Regions from separate parts of the Homo sapiens genome. Here region 1 is linked to region 2. A link is an interaction called in ENCODE POLR2A ChIA-PET data of the cell type or tissue named here. Cell type or tissue: Caco-2. All regions are shown on one strand. Each heading gives the region's core, and the rest is flanking DNA. Links, peaks and the distances in the headings are about the cores only.

What was found. Peaks named below come from ENCODE experiments on the same cell type or tissue, not always from the same donor. Only the 100,000 strongest peaks of a DNase experiment are listed, where the experiment ranks them.
Region 1: POLR2A ChIA-PET joins it to region 2 with 6 read pairs; 2 of 35 experiments call an interaction of 5 or more read pairs at or near these places.

Annotation. Positions count from the first base shown.
Region 1 is chr14:105,942,191-105,948,467 of GRCh38, forward strand. It overlaps IGH and the pseudogene IGHVII-1-1. Among named protein-coding and RNA genes, the nearest start is that of FAM30A, 27 kb to the left of the region's middle. In Caco-2, for the core only: a CTCF peak has its summit at 2,967 (motif pointing left); a DNase peak (open chromatin) is centred at 2,921.
Region 2 is chr14:105,497,655-105,503,931 of GRCh38, forward strand. It overlaps TEDC1 (tubulin epsilon and delta complex 1), which reads left to right. Exons shown (of 9, transcript NM_001367178.1): 8 at 144-323; 9 at 963-1,594. The coding sequence ends at 1,292. Among named protein-coding and RNA genes, the nearest start is that of TEDC1, 9.5 kb to the left of the region's middle. RefSeq lists a silencer at 1,158-1,452. In Caco-2, for the core only: no CTCF peak of the experiment used is centred there; a DNase peak (open chromatin) is centred at 2,347.

The DNA.
Region 1 (6,277 bases), core at 707-5,706, 440 kb after region 2:
GTTATAGACATAGAAAATCTTAAAGAATCTGAAAAAAAAATAAATCCCCAAAACAAAAACGGACTGTTCAAACTAAGAAAATCAAGGACATTTGAGCATATTAGCACCAAACAATTGGAAAATTAATTTTGAAAGGAAAAAACTTGTGAAGACATAAAAAGCAATCAGGATATACCTTAGAAGAAACATAAAACGATGTGGAGTTCTTTACACAGAAAATTGTAAAACATTGCTCAGAGGCTATGAACATATGAAGAGATACACCACATATTGGATGCATGGATTGGAAAACTCAGTGTAATTGAGAGACAGGACTAGCTGGATTTCCTAGGCCGACTAAGAATCCCTAAGCCCAGCTGGGAAGGTGACCACTTCCACCTTTAAACACGGGGCTTGCAACTCAGCTCACACCCGACCAATCAGATAGTAAAGAGAGCTCACTAAAATGCTAATTAGGCAAAAGCAGGAGGTAAAGAAATAGCCAATCATCTATCACCTGAGAGCACAGCGGGAGGGACAATGATCGGGATATAAACCCAGGCATTCGAGCCGGTAACAGCTACCCTCTTTGGGTCCCCTCCCTTTGTATGGGAGCTCTGTCTTCACTCTACTAAATCTTGCAACTGCACTCTTCTGGTCCATGTTTGTTACGGCTCGAGCTTCGCTTTCGCTCACCGTCCACCACTGCTGTTTGCCCCCGTGGGAGACCCACCGCTGGCTTCCATCCCTCCGGATCCATCAGGGTATCCGCTGTGCTCCTGATCCAGCGAGGCGCCCATTGCCACTCTCGATCGGACCAAATGCTCGCCATTGTTCCTGCACGGCTAAGTGCCTGGGTTCGTCCTAATCGAGCTGAACACTAGTCACTGGGTTCCACGGTTCTCTTCCGTGACCCACGGCTTCTAATAGAGCTATAACACTCACTGCATGGCCCAAGCTTCCATTCCTTGGAATCCGTGAGGCCAAGAACCCCAGGTCAGAGAACATGAGGCTTGCCACCATCTTGGAAGTGGCCTGCGGTCATTTTGGAAGCGGCCTGCCACCATCTTGGGAGCTCTGGGAGCAAGGGCCCCCCAATAACATAATTAAGATGCCAGTTTTCCCTAAATAAAATCTATAGTTTAAATTTAATCCAAATCAAAATCCCATTCAACCCAGCAATTCAATTACTGGAATTTCTCCAGGGTATAAAAGCACATGTGCTCCAATGATACAATGAATGCTTAGTAATCACAAGCAAATACCTTAAATGTCTCATAACATCTTTCACACAAAAGCTGTTGCATGTCTATTAGCTAATGATTCTTACATCTCATCCGGACCATGCAGCATGAGCAAAGGGATTTCTAACCTTCCGAAGTCTCAGTACTAACTGAGGACTTTACACAAATTGGAAATGGTCACGTGCATTTCATGGTGAGGGTGGGGAGCTTTTGCACTGGAAAGTCCTGTAGAGAAGATTCCGTTATCTTAGTAAAATCACACAGTTTTACTTTGCAGATTGGGATTACTATCGGATAAAGGGTTACTGATGTGGGAAGTTTTCCTACTTTATTATCCTTTTAGGTTCCTATGTGATACGGTTTGGCTCTGTGTCCCCACCCCAATCTCATCTCTAGTTGTAATTCTGATGTATCAAGGAAGGGTCCAGGTGGGAGGTGATTACAGGCATCTGCCACCACGCCCAGCTAATTTTTGTGTTTTTAGTAGAGACAGGTTTTGCCATGTTGGCCAGGCTGGTCTCAAAGTCCTGACCTCAAGTGATCCGCCTGCCTCGGCCTCCCACAGTGCTGGGATTACAGGTGTGAGCCACTGCACCCGGGCTCCAGGCTACACTTGAAGCATTTCTTAGGTTCAGTTCAGAGCAGCCTTTAGTCCTGAATTAATGTGGCACCACTACTCACGAGATTACTTCGGAAGATTGCTTGAAGCTTTACATATCTCAAGGTCTTTCCACCCTGGCTGGGAGAACACAAACAATGCTTTCCTTGTGTAGGCTCTGTGTAGTTTTGGGTCCACAGGTTTCTGGTGATTTCCCCCTGATATCGAGTAGTTTCTTTTCATGCAGGCATAAGTCAGGCATAAGTCAGTTCTCAGCCCCAAACCTGAGGGATCCCCCTCCCTGCGGCAAGTCTCCAGCTGTTCTCCCCCCGCCCCACCCCGGCCCATCCTGGCTGCACAGCAGCCTGCTCCCCGGTGCTCCTCCCCTCGGGCTGCTGCTGCCTTGAACTCTGCTCTCTGTCCGCTCAGCTCACTAAGCCTTTCCGTGTGTCCTGGCAGCTGCTTTCAGGCAATAGCAGGATTCGTTCATTTGTTTTTCTTTTCTCAGGGGTTATGATCCTGTGATGCTTGTTTCCAAATGTCTGAAAACTACTTTTTCAAAACATTTCCACCTCAGTGTTCTATTTGTTTAAGGAATGTGGGTAAGTGCATTTTACCCACAGGGCTTGAACCAACATTCAAAATTTTATGTTAGAACCTGTTAAAGACAAAGGGCAAAACTGATCACAAACTCAAATGCAGGACAGTTGCACTGCGATTCTTTTTTCGTTAGGTTACAGCCCTTATGTGTTGTACTCCGCGGGCGCAGGCTGAGAGCCGTCTGCACCTTTGTTACTGCGGCCCGACGCCCTCTTGCCAGGGCCACAGCAGCATCCCCCGGGTCACCGAGCCGGGGCTTTCCCACGTGCCTCCTTACAATTGCTATGTTTCTGCAAGCAGAGGCCCAAGGAAGTATGAAGCACTCCTCAATATCTAAATTAGCTAGCAAAACTCTACAGGGTGATTAAAAAAAAAAAAAAAAAACAACTGTGAAGGTGAGAGGTGCAGTGAGTCCTTGGCAGAGGCCGTTTGCTCAGGGAAAGTAAAACCAATGACCTGACTCAACGCGGACACGTCTGCCCCGCCCCCTAAAACCTGCTTCTGGGGCCGCTGTGTGGTCTGGAGCGCCGCCTGGTGGTCTTGTGCTTCCCTGCAGGGAGGTTTGTGTCTGGGCTCACGCTGAGGTCCCCATTCTGTCTCCCACGGGAATGTGCGGCCCTGCCCTTGGCCATCACGGAGCTCAGCTGCAGGGATAACTGGGCCTTGGATGTGTCTCTACAGATGGAGAGTTGGCCCAGAAAGGCTGGGCTGAAGTGTGTGCTGCCCCTGGAGCTGAGGTGCCCCAGCGCCTTCCCAGAGGGCTGCTGGGTCCAGGCCCAGAGGTCTGTGAGGACCTCACCAGCCCTGGGCATGACTCCAGTAGCTGCATCTGATGCAGGACACTCAGGGACAAGAAGCAAAGAGATGAGTCACAAGCGGACACCACAGCCCACAGCCCCCGTTCTGAAATCTCTGAGACACTCACATGGAGGTACAGCCATCAGGCAGAGGACGACACACAGAGATCTCATGTTTTCCTCAACAAGGGGCTCGACTTTCTCAGTGGCCTCTCCAGGACAGAACAAGAAAAAATAACTGGCTGTCTCTAGTTTGAGGTTGCATTTCGCTGGGTCTCTGGGATGGAAATGTGTCTTGTGTCTTCAGGAGTCTGCAGGGCAGCCGCTGCTGTGACTCAGGTAGAAACTTCTCTCCCCTGATGTCCTGGCCCCTCGTTATCCCTGCCACAGTGCAATCAGACTGGGCACCGCTTTAGGGAGAAACGGAGGACATGGAGTGAGGGCAGGGTAGTGGAGACTATTGAAGAGAGTCAAAACTCTCCAGGGGTAGAGACGCCTCCAGGACCCCTTGGCATTGTTTTCTTCACTTTGCAGGAGTAGGAAGGAGCTGAGAGTCTAGACAGAGCCTCAGATGCACAACCCTGATTTGGCATATCGGGGAGCAATCTCATCAGCCCAGGAGAAGGCCCAGGAGAAGGGGCAGCTCTTTGTGCCTCTGCAGAGAAGCGGCAGGGACTGGGAGGACATTTTCCCTGCCCAGCAGGTGGTGCTGCCTCCTTGTTCCCTGCCTGGCACAGCCTCGGGGTGCAGCTGCTGGCTTTCCCAGGGTCTGTGGAGAGCGTCTTCTTGGTACTTCCTTAACGTCAAATAAAGTGAATGCCTTCTCAATGCACATCTTAATTCATCATTGGAAAGGCCAAGACACACGCACACACACATCTATATGTTTTTCTGACAAGAGCTAGAGACAATTGATAAGTATGTTATCTGACTGTAGTTCACCTTAAGGAGGAAAAAACTATTAAGAAATTTCTTAAGTGTAAATTGTGCCTAATTATGAGTAAATTAGTAACAGAAGTAAAAAATAATAACTGCAGTCAACTTATACACTTTAAAAGAATACTCTGTGAAACAATGACGTGTTATCAAAAAAGGGACACTTAATTTGTTATGTGTGGTGATGGTCAATGAGCAGACTCGTGTTCTTGCTGGAGAAGTCGCAGCATCCCCACAGGTGGACTTCCTGCAGCAATCTTGTGTGTCTCACACTTCTGTCCAAAGCATGTAAGGGGGGAACTCAGTGCGCACAGGAACCTGACGCCTGCCACCCAAGGGATGCGTGAGCTTCCGTATAAGCAGAAGAAGATGGAAACTTCAGCACCTGCAACAGAAGAGGCTTTCTGCTTTGGGGACCCAAACAGTTCCATCTATGGTGGAGATGTAGGCTCATTCCTACATCAACGTCAACAAGCCATTGGACACAACAACATTTAGGAGTAGTCGACCGCACCTTCTCCAATGTGGCCTGCACAGCCCAGGCTGCAGGGTGGGAGAGGTCGATTCTGGAGAAAAGTCATTCCTGCTCCCCTGGTACACTCTCCTCCCCCACTGCTTCATACAGGGACCAATGTGATGATGCCATCATGATGTTGAAGCACACACTGAGCCCTGTAATCAATTAGAGGGCTTTCCTATCCACCCATCCACACACACATCCACCCATCCACTCACCCGTCCATCCGTCCACCACTTATCCATGCATCCATCCACCCACCCAGCCATGCATTCATCCAGCCATCCCACAATCCACCCACCCACCCACACATCCAAACGTCCATCCACGAATTCATGCATCTGTCCACCCATCCAGCCATGCATTCATCCAGCCATCCCACAATCCACCCACCCACCCACACATCCAAACGTCCATCCACGAATTCATGCATCTGTCCACCCATCCAGCCATGCATTCATCCAGCCATCCCACAATCCACCCACCCACCCACACATCCAAACGTCCATCCACGAATTCATGCATCTGTCCACCCATCCAGCCATGCATTCATCCAGCCATCCCACAATCCACCCACCCACCCACACATCCAAACATCCATCCACTAATTCATGCATGTGTCCACCCATCCAGCCATGCATTCATCCAGCCATCCCACAATCCACCCACCCACCCACACATCCAAACGTCCATCCACTAATTCATGCATCTGTCCACCCATCCAGCTATCTGTTAGCAGGAGCGAATCCATACAGGTCTGCAGCAACTTGATTCTCGCCTCCTTGGAGGAAAGAATTTGGCCAAGGGGCATACAGAAGAGTGAGAGACCCAAGCAAGTTTTAGAGCAGGAGTAAATGTTTATTAAAGTTTTAAAGTGGGAACTAAAGGAAGTAAAGTACACTTGGAAGAGGGCTAAGTGGGCGACTTGAGAGATCTAAGTGCTCTGTCCGGCCCTTGACTTGGGGTTTTATACATTGACATGGTTCTGGGATTTGTATTTCTTCTCCCTTGATTCTTCCCTTGGAGTGGGCTGCCCACATGTACAGTGGCCTGCCAGCACTTGGGAGGGGCTGCATACACAGTGGGTTTAATGAAATGTGCACATGCTCATTTGAGGTGTCCTTCTCTTACTATTAGAGTGTTCCTAGAGGAAGATTATGTGCCAGTTAAACTCTGCCACTTTGCCTCTTAGTGCATATGCTTGAGCCCACTCACCCAATGCCTGAGATCTTATCAGGAAGCTGCTGATGACCAGTTTCGGGTGTTTTCTATCTATTGGGAGACTGCCTTTTCTTGGCGCTGGCTGAGATCAATTATTATTTATTATTATTATTATTATTTGAGACAGAGCTTTGCTCTGTCACCAGGCTGGAGTGCAGTGGCACAATCTCAGCTCACTGCAGCCTCTTCCTCCCAGGTTCAAGCAATTCTCCTGCCTCAGCCTCCCGAGTAGCTGGAACTATAGATGCACGCCACCACGCCCAGCTAATTTTTGTATTTTCAGTAAAGACAGGGTTTCACCATGTTGGTCAGGATGGTCTCAATCTCTTGACCTTGTGATCCGCCCACCTCAGCCTCCCAAAGTGTTGGGATTACAGACATGAGC
Region 2 (6,277 bases), core at 374-5,373:
TTTGTGCCTCCCTGGACGTCACAGTTGCTGAGATGGTGGCATCCAGCCCGCTGTGGGACCTGGGGGACTACCACTGCCCTCTTTGCCCTCTGTCCCTCTGTCCCCTTGGCTTGGTGCACGCTGTCTCACTTGGGTCTCTGTAGGACACGGTCCTGGGCACCTGTGCCCCGGAGGTGCCTGCTGCAGCCTCACAGCCCACCTTCCTGCCCTGGGTCCCCGAGCGCGGGGGTGGCGAGTTGGACCTGGTAGTGCGGGAGCTGCAGGCACTGGAGGAGGAGCTGCGGGAGGCTGCGGAGCGCAGGCGGGCGGCCTGGGAGGCCAAGGTGAGTGCCAGCCTCGCTCTGGGCACCAGCCCAGCCCCACCTTCGGGGGATGGCTGACCTGAGGGCACTTTGGACTTGCTGAATCCTACAGTTGCATTTGTCAAGCATGGCAGGGGACACACTTAGAGGCACGTACCCTGAGGGAGCGGGAGGGCACCTGGTGAGGAGCCGCAGCTGCTGCGAGACAGCCCCCGCCCCTCCTGCGGGAGGTCTGTTGTCTGATTCTTTGCATGAGGGAGGGAAGCCCGTGCTGTGTGGGCCCTGCTGCTCCCATGCGTCCGCCACACATGCATCACACGGTAGTAGTCACTCCTCCACACCTGCCTGGGACCCGTCTAACCTCCTGGTGGCCACCTGGGCCTCCACCCTAGACTCAGAGCTGCCCGCTTAACCTGCGCAGGTTCATGGCTGTGAACACGGGGCTGTGTTGGCTCCATCTATTTTCTTTTTCTGAAGAGTTTTAACTTAAATTGCAGGCATGATTTTCCCCTTAAAATTTTCAGTAAGCCTCTCTGAAGAGCATGGGCGTTTCCCGCATGCCTGCAGCGCCTGCACCTGAGTCTGGGCTCAGGGAATGCTCAGGGAGCCTGAGGCCAGTGTCCTGGGGGGACAGAGCCATTGCCATTGTGTCCCACGCAGGCTGGAGGCTGTGGACGGGGGCCAGAGTGGAGTGCCGCGCGGCGGGCCTCTCGGGAGGCTGTGGAAAAGGAGCTGGGAGCTCTACAGCAGTGCTGGGAGCGAGACGGTGGCCCGGCCCAGCCCCATGGGCCACACCGGCTGGTGAGACGAGAGGATGGGGCAGCAGGGGACCGGGACCTGCGGGCAGCTGTGGTGATCAGGACGCTGAGGAGCCAGGAGGCCTGCCTGGAGGCGGTGCTACGTCGACTACAGGGACAGTGTCGGCAGGAACTGGCCAGGCTGGTGGGAGCCCGCCCTGGTCTCATCTGGATCCCGCCACCTGGACGCTGAGGGCCTGTCGACGGGCCCTCGTGTGGGAAGCCTGCCCTGGCCCAGCCTGGCTGGGTCTTGGAGGAGCAGATTCCAAGGCCAGGTGGCCGCAGGGACGATGCAGATGCAGAGCCCACGTCACATGCTCGCTCCAGGGGTGGGGCTGGGCTGACTCTGGCCGGATCCCAGGCCTGTGGCTAGCAGCACTGGGGACAGGAATGGCTGGTCCCTTGAGGAGGTCGTGACAGGCTCAGCCTGGTGGTCTGGAGGGGACTCGGAAATAAATTGTAGCAGCTTTCCTGCCGCTGGCCCTCCCCCTGCCACCCTGTCGGGTTTCCCTGTTTGGGGGTGGGAGCGTGGAGGAGCCCCTGGGCAGTGGTGGCCAGTGTAGGGCTGGCCAGGTGCTGGAGGACATGCATACCCCAGCACTGGTGAGTGGCAGGACCACGGGGAGGTGGCACAGGCCTCCCTGGAGCGGGATTATCTCGGCCCCGCCCCCCTTCATTTGGGCTCCCGCTGTGGGCCTGGCCCTGGGCTGTGAGCACAGCTGCCCCCACCTCCGGCCAAGGCTGTGCCTGGTGGGTGCGCCGGATGGGAGCCCGGGGCTCTGCTCCTTCCCGGGAGGTGGTGCTCCGGGTGGGGAGGCACAGCATGGACAGAGGGGCTTTGTTCCAGAGGCTGCTCAGCAAGCTCAGCTCATCCCTGACAAAGAGCCATCTGTGTCCGGGGGACGTGCCTCAGCCTGGCGGAAGGAGGGTCGGCCTCATGGCACCCCCCCCGCCCCCCACCAGCAGACACAGGTGGCCCTGAGGCCTCCAGCCCTGCCTGCCTTGCCGGGCTCCCCTCTCTTCTGGGGCTGTCGGACTCTGACCTGAGGTGGGCAGACGATGGGGCTTGTGGGGCCACCTCCAGGCTCCTGCCGGCCCTGCCCCGAGGCCACGTCCATTCCCCCTGCCAGAACATGCTCTCACTGGGGCATGTGCCTGAGTGACAGCACACACCTGGGGCTCCAGCTCCAGTCTCAGCCTGTCTGGGCCTCCTTGGTCCCAGGGGTGGACACGCCTAGACCGCCTGCCTTCCCATTCCGGTGCATGGGACCCAGGAGCACCGGCAAGACCTGGCCGTGGCCAGCAAGGCCTCCCTTTCAGGAGCACCTCTCTGACCCTCTCATGCAGCTGGGCCTCCTGTGGGCCACCAGGATTTGTGCAAATGCTCCCTGGCCTGCGCCACCCTCCGGCCCCTCCGCCAGCTCCTCCTAAGGGCTCCTGCCACCTCCACCTGCTGGTTCCAGCTCTGTTCCAGGCCCTCAGACCTCAACCCTCCTCCACCTGCAGCCTCTGAAAGTCCCCCGTGCTCTCAGCAACCCTCGACTGCCGGACAGGGCTCTTCTTGGGCTGGGAGCAAGTCCACTTGAAGCCCTGCTTTTTATAAACTGCCACAGAACCAGGACTCTCACGGGCCTGGGGGACTTGATTTTTACGAGCACAAAAGCAGGCTTATTGTCATGGAGTTGTCACCTCTCGATGTGATGCGTGAATTCAGGGCAGTCCAAGTCCTGGGTGCGCGTGTGCCCCCATGATGCTGGCGGTGGAGAGGGCCTGAGAGGCCAGGGCCTGCGGGAGGGAAGCCGGCAGGGTGCCCTAGTGCTGCCCGTCATGATGGAGCAGGGATGGGACCCTGGCCTTCAGCTCTAGTTGTTATCACACATGCAGTGGCTCGAGTCGCCTGAAGTCACGCCCTCTTGTTCTGTGGGTCGGGGGTTGCCAGTCCACAGGGTTAAAGCTGGATGGGCAGGCAGGGCTGTGTGGCCCCCAGCTCAGAGCAGGCATGGAGGTCCTCACAACACTGCCTCTCTGACACTCTCCTGCCTCCCTCCCCTGCCTTCAGGAGCCCGAGTCATCCTCAAGACCCCCATCCCCTCTGTCCCCATAGACTTCCTGTCTTAAGGCCAGCTGCAGCTTTTCCCTTCTGTCTTGCGACCTGCCCCAGACCCACGGAACAGCCTGGAGGCCCACGGTGTCGGCCTGGCTGGGGCAGTAGGGCCCTGCACCCTGGACGAGCCAGCATCTGTGTAAGGACAGTGCAGTTTGCTTCCCAGGAAGACAGAGGCGAAGATGGCCTCACAGGAAACAGCAGAGGTCACCTGGCGCGTGAGACCAAGTGCGCTTACTGGAAGGTGCAATAAACTTCAACAAAACTAGAAATTTTTTTTTTTTTAAGACAGAGTCTTGCTCTTGTCACCCAGGCTGGAGTACAGTGGCGCAGTTTCGGCTCACTGCAACCTCCGCCTCCCGGGTTCAAGCGATTCTCCTGCCTCAGCCTTCTGAGTAGCTGGGATTACAGCAGTGCGCCACCATGCCCGGCCAATTTTTGTATTTTTAGTAGAGATGGGGTTTCATCGTATTGGTCAGGCTGGTCTTGAACTCCTGACCTCAGGTGATCCACCCGCCTCGGCCTCCCAAAGTGCTGGGATTACAGGCATGAACCACTGTGCCCGGCCAAAACTAATGTTTATTAAGAGGTGGTGCAGCTGGATGCAGTGGCTCATGCCTGTAATCCCAGCGCTTTGGGAGGCCTGGATGGGAGGATTGCATGAGCCTGGGAGATCAAGACCAGCCTGGGCAACATAGGGAGGCCCCACCACTACAAAAAATAAAAAAAGCAGCTGGGTGTAGTGGCATGTGCCTGTAGTCCCAGCTACATAGAAGGGAGGCCGAGACAGGAGGATCGCTTGAGCCTGGAGACCAAGGCTATGAGGCCAAGTGAGCTATGATCTTGTTACTGCACTCCAGCCTGGGCAACAGAGTGAGACCCTATATGAAAAAGAAAAAACGATTAATGAGATGGAAGTGCAGTGTCTCATACGCTTGCCTATTCTGTTCCGGCTGGCTCAGCCTTCCTGGCCTCTGCTTCCCTTTCTGCACTACTTCAGGGCTCCTTCACCTGGTCCTGGCTGACCCTGCCTTGAGGGATGAGGCTGGTTGGGACTCCGGCCAGGTCAGGATCACAACCTCTGGGGCCTGTGGTGGTCGCACCTCCCCCTGGAGCCCAGGGAATGTGTCCTACGGCCTCTGAAGTCCCGCCTTGGTTGGACAGGAGGGTTTCTCTTTTTTTTTTTTTTTTTTTTGAGACAAGATGTTGCTCTGTCACTCAGTGGCACAGTCAGCTCACTGCAGCCTCCATCTTCCAGGATCAAGTCATCCTCCCACCTCAGCCTCCTGAGTGGCTGGGACTGCAGCCTTGATCTTCCGGGATCAAGTCATCCTCCCACCTCAGCCTCCTGAGTGGCTGGGACTGCAGCCTCGATCTTCCGGGATCAACTAATCCTCCCATCTCAGCCTCCTGAGTGGCTGAGACTACAGGCGCGTGCCACCATGCCCAGCTAATTTTTGTATTTTCATTTTTAGTAGACGCAGGGTTTCACCATGCCGCCCAGGCTGGTCCCAAACTCCTGGGCTCAAGTGATCTGCCTGCCTCTACCTCCCAAAGTGCCGGGATTACAGGCGTAGGCCACCGCTCCTGGCAGGAGAGAAGTGTTTCTGAGTGGTTCCTGTTTATCTCATGGGGACCCTGACCGCTCAGTCCACACTGCCCTTGTCTACCCCATGGCCTTGGGTGTGGTTGTGGCTGGTGGCTCTGAAGTCCTGCGCCTGGGCTCAGCCTCCAGCTGTCTGTCCCTGCGTGTGAGCCTGCATTGGCTCTGCAGCCATCCCTGTCCTCAGAGTGGTCGGAGGGTGTCCTGCCCGGCCTCTCGCTGCCCTGCCTGGCTGTGCTGGGCTGGTCCCTCAGTCATTCTACCTGAAGTCACGTGGTGCCCAATATGTGCCATTCTGAGGGGCCCCATGGCCATGTCCCAGAGGGAAGAGCAAACACCATAGAGGAAAGTGCTCACAGCTGGAGGACATGGGTGCCCGCCGGGGCTCAGCCCCAAGGGGGGCACAAGCTGAGAGTAGGCAGGGCCCAGGCTTCTGCCCCCATCCGCTGGTGGGGAGGTTCTGTGGCTCAGAGGAGGTGGGTTTGGAGGACAGCTGGACTAGGTGGGTTCTGGCCCACTGGGGCACAGGATTGGCCGCTGTCTTGGTTGCGGGTGTGATGTAGGGAGCTGTGGTGGCTGGGCCCATGGTGGTTTGAGAACTGGGCAGGCTGGGGTGGGCACTGCTGCTTGGTAGCCCGGCTCTGACCTGCTCACAATCTTGGCATCTTAGTGGGTGTCAGGTGGGCAGTTGGCTGCGTGAACCTGGAATTTGGGGCTGGAGAATGGAATGTGAGAATGCAGGGTGTGGGTGGGCTCAGCCGGGGTGGGAGGCAGGGCAGGGCAGGGCAGGGCCCCAGGGTGCGGTGGGCCCGGGGCTGGTGAGGGGCCCGGGGCTGGTGAGGGGCCTGGGGCTGGTGAGGGGCCTGGGTCTGAGGCCTGAGCCTGGGCCTGCACAGTGGTAGGAAGCACAGGCAGGGCAGAGGGGATGGCTGGCAAGTGGGGGTGCGGTCAAGTTGGGGGTCTTGGTGGCCAAGTAAAGACAGTGCTTCCGGACGGAGGGGCTTATCACCTGTGCTGCTGAGGGACAGGGCCGGGGGCTGAAGATCACGCTTGGAGTGGGGGCTACACACCTGACAGAGGGGGATGAGGGGGGCCACGGAGGAGGACACCAGGGCTGTGCTCTCACCAGGTCTCCAGGGTCTTGCCATAAACTGCAGCGAAGACATAGGATGCTGGCTGCAGAGGTTTGGGCTGCAGCCTCCTAAATGTGGGGCCTGTATCTTTTTAAAATGAGCCTAGGATTTGTTGTAATCAGGGAGGGTAACACACAGACGCAGGAATGACCGTCTTGTAGGAAGAAAGTTCTTTTATCCACAGAGAGTGGGGGCTGCTCCACGCAGCTGGGTGGTCGGGGCACAGGAATGGGCAAGACGTCAGCATCAAAACTACAGAAAAAGACGCGCTTAGTGAGGTGGTACAACAGCTACCACGACCTCAGCTAATAAAAAAATGTGGGCCTTGAAGTGGGGGA